2 separate regions of the Mus musculus genome follow, and region 1 is linked to region 2. Evidence: chromatin loops called from intact Hi-C (ENCODE). Cell type or tissue: left cerebral cortex. All regions are shown on one strand.

The links. Hi-C counts contacts between places; a loop is a spot of excess contacts. Peaks named below come from ENCODE experiments on the same cell type or tissue, not always from the same donor. Only the 100,000 strongest peaks of a DNase experiment are listed, where the experiment ranks them.
Region 1: it touches region 2 in a loop (6-fold over the local background); 4 of 42 quality-filtered maps call a loop at or near these places.

What each region holds. Positions count from the first base shown.
Region 1 is chr13:58,585,083-58,593,082 of GRCm38, forward strand. It overlaps Slc28a3 (solute carrier family 28 (sodium-coupled nucleoside transporter), member 3), which reads right to left. Exons shown (of 18, transcript NM_022317.3): 2 at 3,100-3,189. Among named protein-coding and RNA genes, the nearest start is that of Slc28a3, 22 kb to the right of the region's middle. In left cerebral cortex, CTCF peaks have their summits at 4,603 (motif pointing left) and 5,745 (motif pointing right); DNase peaks (open chromatin) are centred at 3,076, 3,746, 4,253, 4,588 and 1 more place; H3K4me3 peaks cover 293 bases.
Region 2 is chr13:58,398,627-58,406,626 of GRCm38, forward strand. Hnrnpk (heterogeneous nuclear ribonucleoprotein K) reads right to left here and starts at 3,886. Exons shown (of 16, transcript NM_025279.3): 1 at 3,767-3,886; 2 at 1,707-1,791; 3 at 1,267-1,364; 4 at 530-586. The coding sequence starts at 1,764. Rmi1 (RecQ mediated genome instability 1) reads left to right here and starts at 3,971. Exons shown (of 3, transcript NM_028904.3): 1 at 3,971-4,163. In left cerebral cortex, CTCF peaks have their summits at 3,211 and 3,846; DNase peaks (open chromatin) are centred at 2,962, 3,605 and 3,915; H3K4me3 peaks cover 3,182 bases; H3K27ac peaks cover 2,171 bases.

The DNA.
Region 1 (8,000 bases), 190 kb after region 2:
CAACTGATTCTTCAGTCCCAGCTAACCAGAACCACAGAATAATCAAACTCCAAAATAGCAATGTCCCTGAAAAGAGTCTTTAATTTTCCCTCTGAAACTTCACAAGCCAGGCCTCCATCTTCTGCACTGTTCTCAACATTATCTTCCAAGCTCCTACACAACATCTGACAGAGCTCTTAACAACGGATGGATCTTCAAGCCCAAAGTTCCAAAGTCCTTTCACAGTCCTCCCCAAAACATGGTCAGGTCGTCACAGGAATACCCCACTTCTGGTACCAATTTGTCTTAGTCAGGGTTTCTATTCCTGCACAAACATCATGACCAAGAAGCAAGTTGGGGAGGAAAGGGTTTATTCGGCTTACACTTCCATACTGCTGTTCATCACCAAGGAAGTCAGGACTGGAACTCAAGCAGGTCAGGAAGCAGGAGCCAATGCAGAGGCCATGGAGGGATGTTCTTTACTGGCTTGCCTCACCTGGCTTGCTCAGCCTGCTTTCTTATAGAACCCAAGACTACCAGCCCAGAGATGGTCTCACCCACAAGGGGCCTTTCCCCCTTGATCACTAATTGAGAAAATGCCTTACAGTTGTATCTCATGGAGGCATTTCCTCAACTGAAGCTCCTTTCTCTATGATAACTCCAGCTGTGTCAAGTTGACACAAAAATAGCCAGTACAGACACCCAAATCACCCTCAACTCTGTTATCATCTCCCAGTCAGTACGGGACTCTGTACATTTCCATTCCGCGCCACCACCTGCTCACCACCGCTGCCTGCTCAGCCCCCTGCACAGGCCTCTGTGTGCATTCCCGCTGAGTGTCCTCGTTCAGCATCGCCCAAACCCCATCGCTGCCAAAGCCACTGCTGATTGGCCTGCACACTCGTGTTACAGCTGTGAAATAGGAAGTTTTGCTTTGTTCTTTTGTCAAACAATTGAGAGCAACTGTAGCAAAAACAAGCTGTAAACATGGAGGCTTCCCATACATCCTCACACGGTCCATCCTTTGCTGCCCACATCCTCCACTTGTTACCTCAGATGAACCTACTACATTGATGACCACACAGGTCCCATCATTTCCCTCCATGGTTGTGACGTGTGCTCTTGACCATCAGCTTATTACATCTAGAAACCCAAGTGGCTCTGTCTACCATGAGGGATTTTTTTTTCTTCTTCTTAATTAAACTATTTGAAGTGGGAAGACCCAGTTTTAATCTGAATCTTTGGAAGTGGGAAGATCCACCTTAAGTCTGGGCCACACCTTCTGCTGGCAGCCAACTTAAAGGGCAAGGAAGAAGGAAGCTTGCTCTTTGCCTGCTTGCTCTGGCTCTCTCTAGCAAACCCATCCCTTCACTGGCCTTGAGCCTACTTCCTCAGGGTTCCAGTGTACACTGGAGACCAGCTGAGACATCCAGCTTCCGGGATTGAACAACTGCTGGATTCTTAGACTTTCCCTTGGTAGACAGCATCATTGGACTAGCTGGCCCAGAGCCTGTAACCCAGTCTAATACCGCTCCACCCCCATATATTCATTTTATAAGTTCTATCCCCATAGAGAACCCTAATAGAAAGGTCATTTTCTTTCTTTCTTTCTTTTTTTTTTTTTTTTTTTTTTTTTTTTTTTTTTGGTTTTTCGAGACAGGGTTTCTCTGTGTAGCCCTGGCTGTCCTGGAATTCACTTTGTAGTCCAGGCTGGCCTCGAACTCAGAAATCCGCCTGCCTCTGCCTCCCAAGTGCTGGGACTAAAGGCATGCGCCACCACGCCCGGCCCAAAGGTCGTTTTCTAGTGTGCTCAAATCTATGTTTGGATCTTCACCTCCATAGTGTTGTTCAGAGTGCTTACAGCGCCCTGAGAGTCCCGATGCTCACCCCAACTTCCTCTCTGAGCCCTGGAAACCACTATCTCTTCATCTCTCTAAGGTTTTGCCTTTTTCTCCTCAGGATGATGCTACTGGCATGGTACAGGGTTGCCCCCATCATAAACTGGATTCTTTCACTCCATAATATGCACGTGTGGTTCCTTGAGTCCTGTTTATGACCTTGTTGTTTGCTTCTTTCTAGCTCTGAAAAATATTGCCCTATCTGGTCTGATTGTGGTTTTTTTTTTTCAGTTTTACGGGTGGGTATCTCAGATGCTTCCAGAGTTTTCTGATTATGAATAAAAGCCACCGTAGGCACGGTTTTCATGTGGACTAGTTTGGTTGCCAGAGGACACCCGTTGCACAAACACTGCACAATATATCAAATGAGATAAACAGTAAAGCAAGATGAACAGTGTAATCCAACATGGATAGCACGAGACTGTGTCTGCATAAACACGGGCCATGCTCCAAGGTATAGCAAATTTCTCCTACTTCACCCCAACTTTCATCTTCCGGTTTTTGCTGCAATAATTTTCCTAGTTTTAGGTACTCTTTAGGACTGCTTTTCAAGAGGATGATCCACATGAGCAATTACTTGCTTTGTTTTTTCCAGCAGTGGAAGGAATTCCGCCTAAATCTAGGATACAAATGAAGCAGCATGGAGCTCCTTGCCAGACATGGTGGTCCACGTCTGTAATCCCACCACTTGGGATGCTGAAGCCAGGGCATCAGGAGTTCGAGGCCATCCTCTGCCGCATATTGAATATGATGTGAACTTGGGTCACATGAGACCCTGTTCCTTCCAAACAAACAATTAAAAAAAAAACAAAACTCTCCACCACCACCATCAAAAGCCCCCAAGACCTGTGCAAGCTAAGGATTTAGGTTCGATGGAACCAAGGGAGAGGCACCTCTCTTGCCTCTCTTGCCTCCCTCCCTTAGCATACCGGTGCTTTTTGTATTTGACAGGAAGTCTCACACCAGGCTAGACCTGACTCCTGTCTCTGCCTCTTAGTAACTGGGGCTACAAAGCTGAGGGTCCATGCTTGCCTAGGCCTTTTGCCTTGAGATGGCTTCCCTTTTTGGGGAAGTCTGTGGCTGGTCTGCAAAAGTGAAGTCTCATTGTTAGGGTGCGCGTGTTTTCTTTCTGGCTCTGCCCTAGACACACTAACCACACTCACAGGCAGTGCAGTTTTCTCCATGGTAACAGGTCCTTGATCATCCTCCACACCTGCCCTACCTGTTTGGCGTGTCCTTGTTCCCCGCTTTGTACAACTCTGTTCCTGACTGTGCTGTTTCCTGGAGTGTTCTGCCGTTCAAGGTCTTCATCCTAGGAAAAAGCAGAGTGAAAAACACCGTGTCAGAGCCCAACACAAGGGTCCTTCCCTTTCCGGGGGGAGTCCTGAAGAGTGGCAGAAGCCAGACTCCGTGTTTAGATGAGGCACCCGGTTCAAGGAAGTGCCAGGGAAAAAGGATGGGCCCAAGGAAAAAGGATGAACCTTGCTTTGTTTTGCTCTGATGGGACCGACCAATGTGCTGCACGTTGAGGAAGGACTGCAGCTTCCCACCTTAGGCCCTGATGCACGGCCTTTACCAGGTTGGGGTCCTAATGTTTCAGCTGGGCAGGTCAGTCACCCCTCAGGAAGGCAGATCGACCTTTAAACCATGCTCAATCGATAGAAGAAATAATTATCCCTTTAATGAGATAGCATACTCGTCAACCCCAGAATTCCTGGCCCTAGCGCGGGCGCATACAGAGCCCCAGCATCACGCCGCAGCTTCCTAAATCTGAATAAATTTGAGAAGCAAAACCTTGCTTTTTCTTTCCCTCTTTTTTGTGCTTCTGCCCATGATTTCCCTAACACTTCCCGCTTTCTCAGAAGTTCCCTTCTGGCAGAGTGGCTGCTTGCCCACATGCTGCTCCTGCGAAGTTGTCATGGCTGCGTCTCTCTCTTCCAGTAGACCGAGATTTACAGTTGGCTCTCATGGAGTTTTAATCTTAAACTCTAATAAAATCATCCTTATGGGTCTGTTCTTAAGTCTCCCTCCCTCCCTCCCTTCCTCCCTCCCTCCTTCTCTCTCTCTCTCTCTCTGTCTCTCTCTCTCTGTCTCTTCCTCCCTCCCTCCCTCTTTCCTTTCTTTCTCTCCTTTTCTGTCTTCCTCCTCCCTTTTCCTGCCCCTGCCTCCTCCTCCTCCTCTGTTATTTTGAAGCCTGGACTCACTATGTGGTCCCGGCTGGCCTTGAACTAACAGATATCTGACAGCCTCTGTCTCCTGAGTCCTGAGTCCTGGATTGAGCATTGCCACTCCCATCTTGAAATTCTTGCAAGGAGATTAAAACCACAAGAGGGCACCGCAATCTCCCTGTAACATGTGGCACCTCTGATGGGTCTCCCCAGAATTCCTGGTAGTGGGAGGAAATGTATGTTTATACAGAGAACGGAAAGAGGGCAGAGACGTGTAGCCCTGGGAACTCTACTTCTCTCCTGTGTTCATGAGTTCTTACACTTTCCTTAACGCTAAATTGAAAACAACAGGGCCTGGGATGCTGGATTACATGAGTGAATAAACCAGGGTCTCTAATTACACACGCGCGCCTCGGCAGGTCGTACCACCCTGAACTTCAGGCGTCTATTCACACAGCAGTGTGCTCTTTCTGGCTCTCTGCAGAACCCTGGGGTTTTCTCACTGGTGGAGCCAGCTTCATTTTCTCTCTTTTGTAGGCTGCAGCCTTCTGATGCCCCCTGCTGGCAGCACCTGAGATCTTTGCTGAAGGAATTGAGAATGGGGGTTTTAAGTCAATGAACATGGAGAGTGCTGTTGTATTTGGGGGTGGAGTGCTCCCTGTTCTGCACGCGCACAGAGGAACCCTGGGTGTGTTTCCCTTGTGTTCTCGATTGCTCTGTCCAGTGGTTTACAGCTTGGTCGTTGTATTTCCAGGAAGAAAATCATCGAGGATTTGAAACAGAAAAAGGAGTTATTGTGGGTGTAGGTGGGTGGGTGGTAAACAGCCAGCTTTTCTCTTTCTCTGTAAATTGGAACTGTGGGTCTGTAAAAGAAGCTAATAACCACCCATTAGCCAACATTTCGTTCTATTTATTAAGCAGATTACTGACGCCTCTGTACCTAACACCTATAAGAATGCCTGTCCTCAGGGCAAAACCTCGAAGTACGCCGGCTCAGTGGGGGAGTCGTGGGAACCACGTGTATGTTTCTAAGCAATGAAGCAGGGGCCTAAACCACTCATATGCATAAAATGAATAAAACTTTAAAAGATGTTAAAACATATTTCTGATAGAGTGTATATACACTATTAGCAGTTAAAAATAAAACACTGAGGTCGGGGAAAGTTAATACATTGTGGGAATCCTTTCTTCTTGGTCCCTGGGAGTGTAGTGAGCTGTGCTTTTCTCAAGCTCATGCTAGCCTTTAATCTCAGCACTCAGGAGGCAGAGGCAGACGGATTCCTGAGTTCGAGACCAGCCTGGTCTACAGAGTGAGTTCCAGGACAGCCGGGGCTGCAGAGAAACCCTGTCTCGAAAAACAAAAAACCAAAAAAGCAAAAAACAAACAAAACAAAAATAGCTTATGCTGAAGTCTTCCCTTCCCATCCCCTGCTTAATGAATCTATAAATTAAGAAATAGTTATTTAAGAAGTTTTCCAGGTGTGTTGCCTTACATGTTTAATCCCAGCCGGGAGGCAGAGACAGGTGGATCTCTGTGAGTTCAAGGCCAGCCTAGTCTACAAAGTAAGTTCCAGGACAGCCAGGGCTACATAGCTAAATCCTATCTCAAAAATCTATTTATTTGTTTATTATTTTATTTTAGGTGTGAGTGCTTCACACACACACACATCCGTAGTTTCCATGGAGGCCAGAAGAGGGCACCAGATCCACGGAACTGGAGGTGCTCAGAACCCAATGGTTCCTCTGCGGGAGCACCCAGCTCTCTTAACCTCTGAGCCATCTTTTTAGCCCCTTAAGGAACAATTTTAAGTGGACAAATTCGTGAGCATAGGAGCCCCTTCACCTTAGTTGCACATTGGGAAGTCTTGGGTTTGCCTCTGGAGCTGTCCATACTATAGTACGGAAGACTAGTGGAAGAGACCTAGGTGTCCAGGAGCCGAGGCTCCAGCCCTGTGCTGAGTAACATTGTTATCGTTTAGATTCTTAAACAAGAAGCAGGTGTGGACTGTCTGCTTAGCTGTCTATTTCAAGGTTTCTCTAACAGGGTTGCTTTTTCCCATAAGTCATAAGTCCTAGTTATATTAACATGAACGTCATGGCTTCCTACACCAGCGTGTTGCTGTGCAGCGTCCACTTTGGGGTTCCACTCCACCCGAGCTGTTGGGACAGCAGCTGAGGTGACCCTGCCTCCCCAGCTCCACTAGGCAGCTAGCCTGGCCTTAGTAGACTGCGCCCTCACCATGAAAGCTTTGGGTTCCAGCTTTCATGTACAAAATGTATAAAGATGGAGATCTCAGGGAAGCTCCTATCTTTGGTCAGAAGAATAGGATCTGGGAGCCAAAGAGATGGCTCAGTGCTTAAGAACACTGGCTGTTCTTGCAGAGAACTGGGTTCAATTCCCAACGTAAGATGAGAATGTCATATACTAACTGTGGTCCTGAAAAAAGCTAATCCAACTGCCTCACTAATCACCTTGCTGGAACACTCCGACGACGTATTTGAAACGTGTGCTGGTTTACCATTGTCTGCTTTGCTACTCTAAAAACTTCACGAAACTGTTTGGGGTAACCTAAATCTCTGTTCCTAGGCTGTGGCCACTCGTACTTGGCTCCAGAATAAATGTCCTCTTCCCTTTTGAGGGCTGGTTTGCTTGTCTGTGTTTGTCTCTCCCTTCCACCCGTCTGAGCTATTCCAAACGCCACTGCCACGGGAAACGAATACAAACAAGTGCTGCAGAATGTGGTAACTGCAAGAAAACAAAGAAACCTAACCAAGCCCTCTTGTGATAGCAGCTTGGCAGCTGGCACTGCCTAGGAGACGAGCTTCCAGGCACACAGGTGAAGGTGATGTTGGTCAGGTTAGCTGAGGTGGGAAGACCCACAGTAAGAGAGAGAGCAACAAGGCTCCCTGAACAGCAGGAGAGGAAGAAGCGAGACTCTGACCAGCATTCAAGTTCCTGATTATGGGTGCCATGTGATCACGTGACCACGTGCTTCGAGCCCTTGCTGCCTTGATGTCTCTCCCACTGGGAGTTCCAGGGTTAAGTCCTTTCTTTCCTAAACTGCTGAATTTTTGTTTGTTTGTTTGTTTGTTTAAGATTTTATTTTATGCCAGGCAGTGGTGGTGCACGCCTTTAATCTCAGCACTTGGGAGGCAGAGGCAGGCAGATTTCTGAGTTCGAGGCCAGCCTGGTCTACAAAGTGAGCTCCAGGACAGCCAGGGCTACACTGAGAAACCCTGTCTCGAAAAACCAACCAACCAAACAAACAAACAAACAAAAACAAACAAACAAACAAAAAAAACCAACCAAACAAACAAAAAAACCCTAAAATAAAAAATAAAAAAATTATTTTATATGTGTGAATATACTTTAGTTGTTTTCAGACACACCAGAAGAAGGCATCAGATCCCATTACAGATGTCTATGAGCCACCTTGTGATTACTGGGAATTGAACTCAGGACCTCTGGAAAAGCAGGCACTGTTCTTAACCACTGAGCCATCTCTCCAGCCCCCGTTTTTTGGTTTTTTGTTTGTTTTGTTTTGTTTTGTTTTGTTTTGTTTTGTTTGAGACAGGAGTCTCTATGTAGCTCTGACTGCTCTAGAACTGAACGTGTAGAGCAGACTGGCCTTGAACTCAGCCTCCACCTCCCTGTTGGGATTAAAGGCGTATGCCACCAACAGGCCCAAACACTTTTGTCAGTGTATTCTATCATAGTGACAGGAATTAGTGTAAAAGATATCTTGGGACTCTAGGGAAAAAAAAAAAAAAAGACCCCAAACAACCCACTTGTTGAACTGAGGCGTGCTGTTGCTTTTCTGGTGACTACGGAGAAATCAGTCACGCTTGTGAACCCAAAAGGAACTCCAGACTGACCGAGTAGGGCAAGGTTAGTCGTGATGGTTGCAGGCATGCACACGTATGGGCGGTAGTGAGGTTTCCAGCAAGTGGAAGC
Region 2 (8,000 bases):
TGCCAACATTTAATGTGTCTAATCACAAGAGTCAACCCACTATAAATTATGAAGACTCAAATCCTAGGCAAACAGTTCTGATTGCCAAGATTAATCTATTCATTACCCATATTTAGAAATCAGTCAGCATGAGCTCCATGTTGCAAACTGTGGAACAGATGATTTAAAAGAAAAAAAAAGGAAATAAAGTTTTTATCAGCCATATTCAATGGCTTTCAGAAATGACTAAATCCCTCTTACACATACAAGAGGAATTATACAATTAAGGGTTTTTACACTTTGTCTCCATTCCTAATTAAGATGTTTTAATCTTATTTGAAATGAATTAATTTGAAGGGTTTTATTAAAATATGAAAAGATTTAATTATGTTCCACCTTAATCAGGGTTTTAAAAAAAAAGAAGTCATTTACATAACCATTAATTATTACAAATGGTTTGTAGCTAGTCAGTGATTTCTAAGATGTGAACCTTTAAAATTCTAGAAACATACAATGAATGTGCTTGCTTGTTCAGTAGTTTAATACTTACGTCTGTACGGAGAGCCTTAATATTCTTGCCTCCTTTTCCAATCACTGCTCCAGCATTCTGGAATAGACAAAAAAAAAATTTTGCATTTAGAAAATTAGTATTTTTAAGCTATATTTTTAACTTCTAATGTTTGCACAGCACTGAAAATCTTGAGAAAGAAAAAAATCAAGATGAATAGTTTTATGGTCTTTGGAGTATTCAGAACACCAGGCATGAATATAAAATTCCTAGAAAGCACAGATTACAAGTGCCCTCTTGTAAAAAAACAAACAGAATCTAAACAGTACCTACTTTTATATTGTGACTTGAAATAAGTGATGGGGTAGACTTAAGTAAACTAGTTTCCTGGGGAAATAAGATGCAACCAACACTTAAAACCTGTGTCTACAGTTACTCCACTCATCTCTCTAGCTGATCTGTGGTGGACCCTGGTAATAGGGCTTTCACCATTAAAATTTCAGCACTACCGGCAGTTCTGAAATCTGCTTATCATTAAGAACCACAACTAAATGTGATAGCGCACACTCGGAATCCCAGTAATCAAAGACAGAGGATCAAGAGCTCAAGGCCCGCCTCACCTGTGAGGGGTCTCAAAACAAATGAACCCTTTAAAAACCTTTTATTCAACGTGTTATAAAATTCTGAAAGGTTTCCAGAGCCAAAGCAGAGTTCAAAGTGAAAAAGCATCCATTTATATTTAACTACTAACCAACCTCCAAATTTTAAAGAGCTTATACCTTGCTCTGAAGCAAAATGCGCAATTCAACCATCTCATCAGTATTTCTAGATCTTTTAAAGGCTTGCTCCTCTTCCATATCTTCTGCAGGGCGTTTACCTAGAAATTAAAGTTTAAATTTTCAATTAGAAACATCCCCCAAGAAAGGGTAATTGAAGCCACTTTTTAAGTCCCTGCCTTTGTCTCCCTAATATCCCTAATATCAAAGGCCTTATTTTAATAAGTATTTCAAAGGATTAAAATGTTGGTTGGAAAAACTGTACTGCTTTTTAACCTGTGCAAGAAAAGGTTACTTCTTTTCATAAAAACCAACAGACAAACTCAAGACTACAAAAAAATGAAACTATATAAGAGGTAAACAGAACATATCAAAAACATTTATGGTAATTAAAGTAACAGAACAGAAAATACTAATTGGTTATAATTAAAGTATCTTCTCACCAAATTCACCATTGGTTTCGGTGTTGGGGAAGGTTTCTTCTGGCTGTTCGGTCTCCATTTTCTTGAATTAAATGGATCCACCAATCTGTTGAAAAATAAAGAAGCTAGCTAGTACATTGGCTTATCAGAAAGCAAACACTCTTTTGCTTAAAATCTTCCAAAAAAAAAAAAAAAAAAAAAGGATTCTGCTTCCAGCACACACAAGTGACATCCTAGTGCTACAGTAGTATATAAAAACAAGGTCTGATTCGAGGAAACTAAAATATTCCTAAAAGTGAACTGTTTTTAAAAACTATAATTGAGGAGAGACAGGCATAATGGACTTCTTTTAGACTAGATTGTCTCAATGAAGCACACCCTAACCACCTCCACCACCAGAGCCTTGCGCCCCCCCCCCCCGCAAGGGGTGTGGGGGACCAGTAATTCCGTCCTCAGCAACTTGCTTCATTTCATTACAACGGAAAAACTAGTCGACATATAATTTTGTTCACGAGACTAATTCTTGAAAAGACCACGTCTTATCACAAAACTAGTGTTATAGTAGGGCTAGTAGTAATTTTTTCCCCGCCTTTGGTCGTGACTGACAACACTAATCAATGAAATCTGCCAACTTTAAAAAACTTAGCGGCAAATACAAGGTACATTGAACTTTCAGACACAGAAATCTAAAGAACCAGATGGAAACGACCACCATTATTCAGCAAAGCCACGGAATCTTTAATCACCAACACCATTATTTTAGGCAACGTAAAAAAGGCTATTTCCCAACAATTTTACCTCTAACCCAACTCTCCAAGACTGCAACCAAACCATCACAACTGGTCCAGTTAACTCGTAGTCCTACCAAAGCCAAGGACCAACACAGGATCTTAAAGTCGAGGCATCACCCTCATGCCTTCTCCTATTCCAAAACGCCGGCAGCAAATGACGATCCCTCTGGGGACCACTTTAAATGCAGAGATCGGCCGGCCACTCCGCTAAACCCCCGGCCGCGGGGGTAAATGGATTCAGGCAAATCAGCCGGGTCTACGCACACAAACAGGCCCAGCCAGCCCTCTCGTCCCGCGGCCGCTGTTCCCACAGCGCGCTGGTGTTAACAGGTCCGCCGAGCGAGACCGACCGCGCGCGCTCGCCTCCCGCCCACGGGCCGGGCCTGGAAGCAGCGGCCAGCGACCGTCGCCGAGCGGCGAGCCTCTCCTCACCCGGATCCGACAGGAAATGGCGGCCCGCGTAATGGCGACTACGTGCGACTAGGCGGAGTCGCGCGAGACCCCCCTCCCCCACCCAGCACGCGGGCTCGCGAGCGCCCGTCCCCCGCACCTCCCCCACCACCCGAGACAAAGCCGCCGCGGCCGCCCCATCGGCCCCGCCGCGCAGCACCCCCCACCCCGGAGGTGGGGTGAGGAGGGAGGCCCACGCCGTGGAGGGACAAAGGGCGGCCGGGGCGCACACACACACACCACACCCGCGAGTCCACCGGACGGCCCGGCGCTCCCTCCACACGGGGCGCCCGCGTCGCAAACCCACAGGCCTCTCCTTCCCGGGTCCCTCAAGCCACCTAGCGCCGGCACGCCAACCGCAGGGGCACGCTCGGGGAAATGGCGGCGGTGGGGGGAGGGGAACCCGGGCAACGTTCCCCGGCGGGCCACGGCCGCCCCGAACGCCACCCCGGACAGCCGACTACGGCGTCCGACCCCGCTCCAGCCAGCGCGACCCGCCCGTCCCGCTCACCGCGCGAGTCCGCCGTTGCCTCCCGGCCGCGCCGCCTCCGACGGTCGGTCACTGCTAGACAGAGAACGAGGACAAACCCCCTCCCACTTCAGCGTCGCGCCCCATTGGCTGCCCAGGCTTCGGCGGTGGTGCGAGCGCGAAGCGATTGGCCCGTGGCCGCGTCAATTACGGCGCCGAGAACCCCGCCTTCCGCCGGCGACTCCCTTTGGGCTGGAAGGCCGCGGGCCTGAGAAAACTCGGGCATGGGGATAGCCCAAGCCGCCATCCCGGGGCGCCAACCCGCTCCGGGGACTCGCTACCCCGAAGCCCTAGCCCACCCAGATACCTACAGGCCGCAATCGAGTGGGAGACGAGCACGACGGCGACGTCCGTGCAGCGGAGAAGCAGAGGATAATGGCGTCTGCAGCGCTGTCGCCTGTAGCGCCCTCCTCCTTTCTCGTTCGCGCACTCTGTGGTGAGGGGGAGGGGAGTAGTGACAGACCTCTCGCGAGACTTCAGCGGCGCTGCTCACGTGTGCCGGGAGGGGCGACTGCGGGGGGATTTTCGAGCCCCGAGGGAGTTTGGCGCGATTGGAGGAGGGACGGTCGCCCCGTGAGCGCCCGATTGGGCGGGAAGAAGTGAAAGAGGGAAAAGAGAACCCAGCTGGGAACGGGAGAGGGAGAGCGGCGCGCGGCCCTGGGATCACGCTGCGGTGCGAGGCGAGGCGAGGCGAGGCGGGAAGGCCAGGTCGGTCGGTGCTCCGCCCGGGTTCCGCAGCTACCCGTTGTCGCGTCTCGCTCGCCCCCTCCCTCCCCGGCGCTGCGGGCTCTGCGCCCCCTCCGCGGCGCCCGGGAAACCCGCTGTGCTAACGGCTCCCCCGGCGGGGAGGGCGGGGGAGGGCTGGAAGCGGCGCCCGCTCCCAGGGAGCCCGGGGCTTACTTCCGTGTTGGGCCGGTGCGATGCAGACCCCCCGGGAACGCCGCGTAGGGAATGCCCGCGCGTCCGTGCTGCAGCGCTCCCTGGGACCCTCCCTGAGAAAGCTCGCAGGCACACTGCCCCGCCATGGCTGCCCCACCAGGGGAAGGGAGGGTCACTGCGGGTGCTCGCCTCGCTCCTCATCCTCACAGCAGAGCTCCACGGTCCCCAGACTCTGGCTGATGTCCGGATGTCAGCCTGTAGGGGTGACCTCCAGTTAGCGAGGCGTGTGTGCGAGCGCACCCTGTCCTACCTTTCCCTCGAATAATCCCAAAATGTGCACACCGGCCAGCACCCTGTAAATCGCTCCGTTACAGAGCGGTCGAGCCATCCTTTACCTAACTGACAGAAGAGACTGGGGCTTGAGGATCTGGTGAGGGGGCTCTCGTTCTGAGACAGCCTAGTGTAGCCCTGGCTGTCGTGGGATCCTGTAGATCTCCTGCCGCTGCCTCTCAAACGCTGGCATTAAAAGCGTGTGCCCCCACTCCTGGCTCAAGATTTTTCATATGGTGGTTTTTGACCCGGAGGGTCTCTCAAGAGATCCACCTGCCTCGTCCTCCCAAAGCAGGGATTAAAGGCAAGCGTAACCATGGCCAGCTAAAGTTAGTATTTCTTTTTTTCTTTTTCTTTTTTTTTTTTTTTTTTCCGAGACAGGGTTTCTCTGTGTAGTCTTGGCTGTCCTGGAACTCTGTAGACCAGGCTGGCCTCGAACTCAGAAATCCAATGCCTCTGCCTCCCAAGTGCTGGGAGTAAAAGCGTGTGCCACCACTGCCCGGCAAGTTAGTATTTCTAGTACAACATTTTTTTTTTCCGAGGCAAGGTTTCTCCGTGTAACCCTGGCTGGTCTGGAACTCAGAGATCCCCCTGTCTCTGCCTCCCGAGTGCTGAGATTATTGCCTGCATAGCCGCCTCCACCACCCCGCTAACAACTTTTTTTGTAAATGAGAAGTGGGAATCTAAAGGAAACTACAGAAATTGTCTTGACTAGTCTCTAGTGAGAAGTTGCTTCCTCAAGATTTCATGGCAGGATTGTTCTTGCGCCCACCCCCACCCCCCAGTTATACCTGTTTGTTTTCTTCTCTCACTTTTTTAGGTTTTCTCTTTGAGTAATCAAAGTGTCTTTTGTCCGTCCTTCATTTTCTATTTAGAGTTGGAGGTTTTCAATTCCTTATTAAAACCTCAGACTGTAGCTCAGTGGTGTAGCACACTGAGTGCGGAGGCCCTGGATTTGGGTGTCACAACAAAGCCCATGCCACTTTGTTTCCTTTAGTGGCTCCTGGGTAACCATTAACCTAATGCTTTAGTATCAATTTGGATTCAGTATGACTTAGCTGTGAGATTTAATATAATTTCAACAGTTCAGTAGCTGGCTGAGAAAATATTTGAAATACTGTAGGCACCATACCCCGAGTTCTGTCCTGTTTGCCACTTTGTGCTGACAATTCAATGCTTATTACAGTACTTTGAATACATTGTGGGTTTTGTTTTATGTGTGAGGGAGTTTTTTGAAAAGTAGAATAAACTATGATGGTTCATGCCTTTGATCATAGCAGCTGGGAAGCAGAGATGTGAATCTGTGAGTTCTAGGTCAGCCAGAGCTACATAGTCAAACTGTCTCAAGAAACAAACAAAACTAAGGTAAGAGGGCAGACAGGTGAGATGGAGCAGTGGGTGAAGGTGTTGGCTGCCAAGGTAAATTTCATCTCCAGGATGGGGGAAGACCAGACCTTACTCTCTTGACCTCTAACCTCCACACATGTGTATATAATGAAAAAAAGTTTTAAAAAGTATTGAGGATAGAAACCATATTCAAGATGACAGAACAGAGCTGGGTTAGAGACTCCTAAGTGGGATTTTCTCTCTAGTTTTATTTTTATTTATTTTTTCCTCAAGATAAGGGTTTCTCAGTGTACCCCTGGCTGGAACTTCTTCTGTAGACCCAGGCAGTCCTCAAACCCTGAGATTTGCTTGCCTCTGCCTTCTGAGTGCTGGGAATAAAGGCATGTGCCACCAGCCAAGCTTTGTGGCTACTTCTTATGTCAACAGTAATATAACGGTTTTATCCCTATAAAAGGTAAGGTCTATTACCTTCCCAGAACTCTAAAGTCATCTTAGTGTCTTTAACAAGTTAAAATGGTGTTAGAAGTAAGTGCTTATTTATTTATTTATTTATTTAAACATTTTGTAGTGTGACTAAGTGGGAGCCAGGGGATAACCCTGTGGGACAACCCTGTGCAGAGTTCTCTTCTACCCTATTGGACCATAGGAGTAGACTCATCGTTACATTTAGTGGCAGGTACCTTTACCTGCTAAGCCATCTTTCTTAGCCCAACTTATTTTTTAAAGGAAAATAATAGAAACATAAAATGGATATAAATCTTTGTTACTGATTTAAGATCTCAGCTATTGATTGAATGCCACATACAATATCTAGGAATGGTGTTCTATTAAAAAAATCTGAATCTGATTAAAAATTAATCATTGAGCCAAGTATGCCTAAACCTTAGTGGTAATTAGCAGAATTTTCCTACTTGGTTCTGTTTAAGTCTTAGTAGTTTTTAGAATGTAAATATGTATTAGTAGCCAAATATCAGGTACAAAGGTTAATAAAAGTATTTTTTCTTACTATAAAAGTGGTGAGGATTAAGTTTTGTAACTTTATATGTTGCTATTATGCTAAGGAAATACGAATATATTTTTCACGTCATTAAATAGTCCCTAAAAAATGTTAGAGCTGGGTGTGATGGTATATTCCTTTAATCCCAGAACTTGGGAGGCAGGTTCGAATAGATCTCAGTGGAGACCAGTCTGGTCTGCATAGAGAGGTCCAAAGTCGCATAAAAGGAGAGGCCCTGTCTCAACAAAACAAAACAAAACAAAACTTGAAGGTCTAGAGGGATGGTTCCTGGTCTAAGAACTTAACTGCTCTTCCAGAGGATTGGAGTAACTCCCAGCAGTGTGTAATATCCAACTCCAAGGGACCTGACCCCCACCTCCTTGAGCATCTGCACTTGTGCACATGCCTCCACCTCCCCACATATACCTTATACCACCCCACACACTTAAACATGTTTAAAAATCTGAAGACTACACAGCCTTCTATTTCATAGACATAATGTATGTTTTTGCTTGATAACATTCAAACCCCCTCAAATATATAAATATTGATAAGCTTTGTCAGATAAGCATTCCAGTGTCTTTTGTTCCTCTTCCCTCATCCCTCTCCTCTTTCCTCCTAAATCCTAGAGATTGAGCCCAAGGCTGCAGATACACCTGTTCTTGTCTTTATTTCTGATCTTTTAATATTGGTTCTGGAAAGTAAAAGGTGTGTGTTACAGGATATAAACTTAATGTTCAATTTAAAAGACCTCTTTTTCCAAGTTGTTTTTCTTGTACTGAGGGGACTGTTGTTTGTCTATCAGCAAATGGGAAATTGTGTGTCCTAGCTGACCCTTTGCTGTCTGCCATGACTGTGGTAAGACACTTTTACAAGGGAGAGGGTATTATGCCTAACCAAGAGCAAGTGGGTCCCAGGCTGCCCTATCTCCTATGCTTGCCTTCCTCAGCAGCTAAAGGCACTTGCCACCAAGTCTGACACCATAGTTTTGA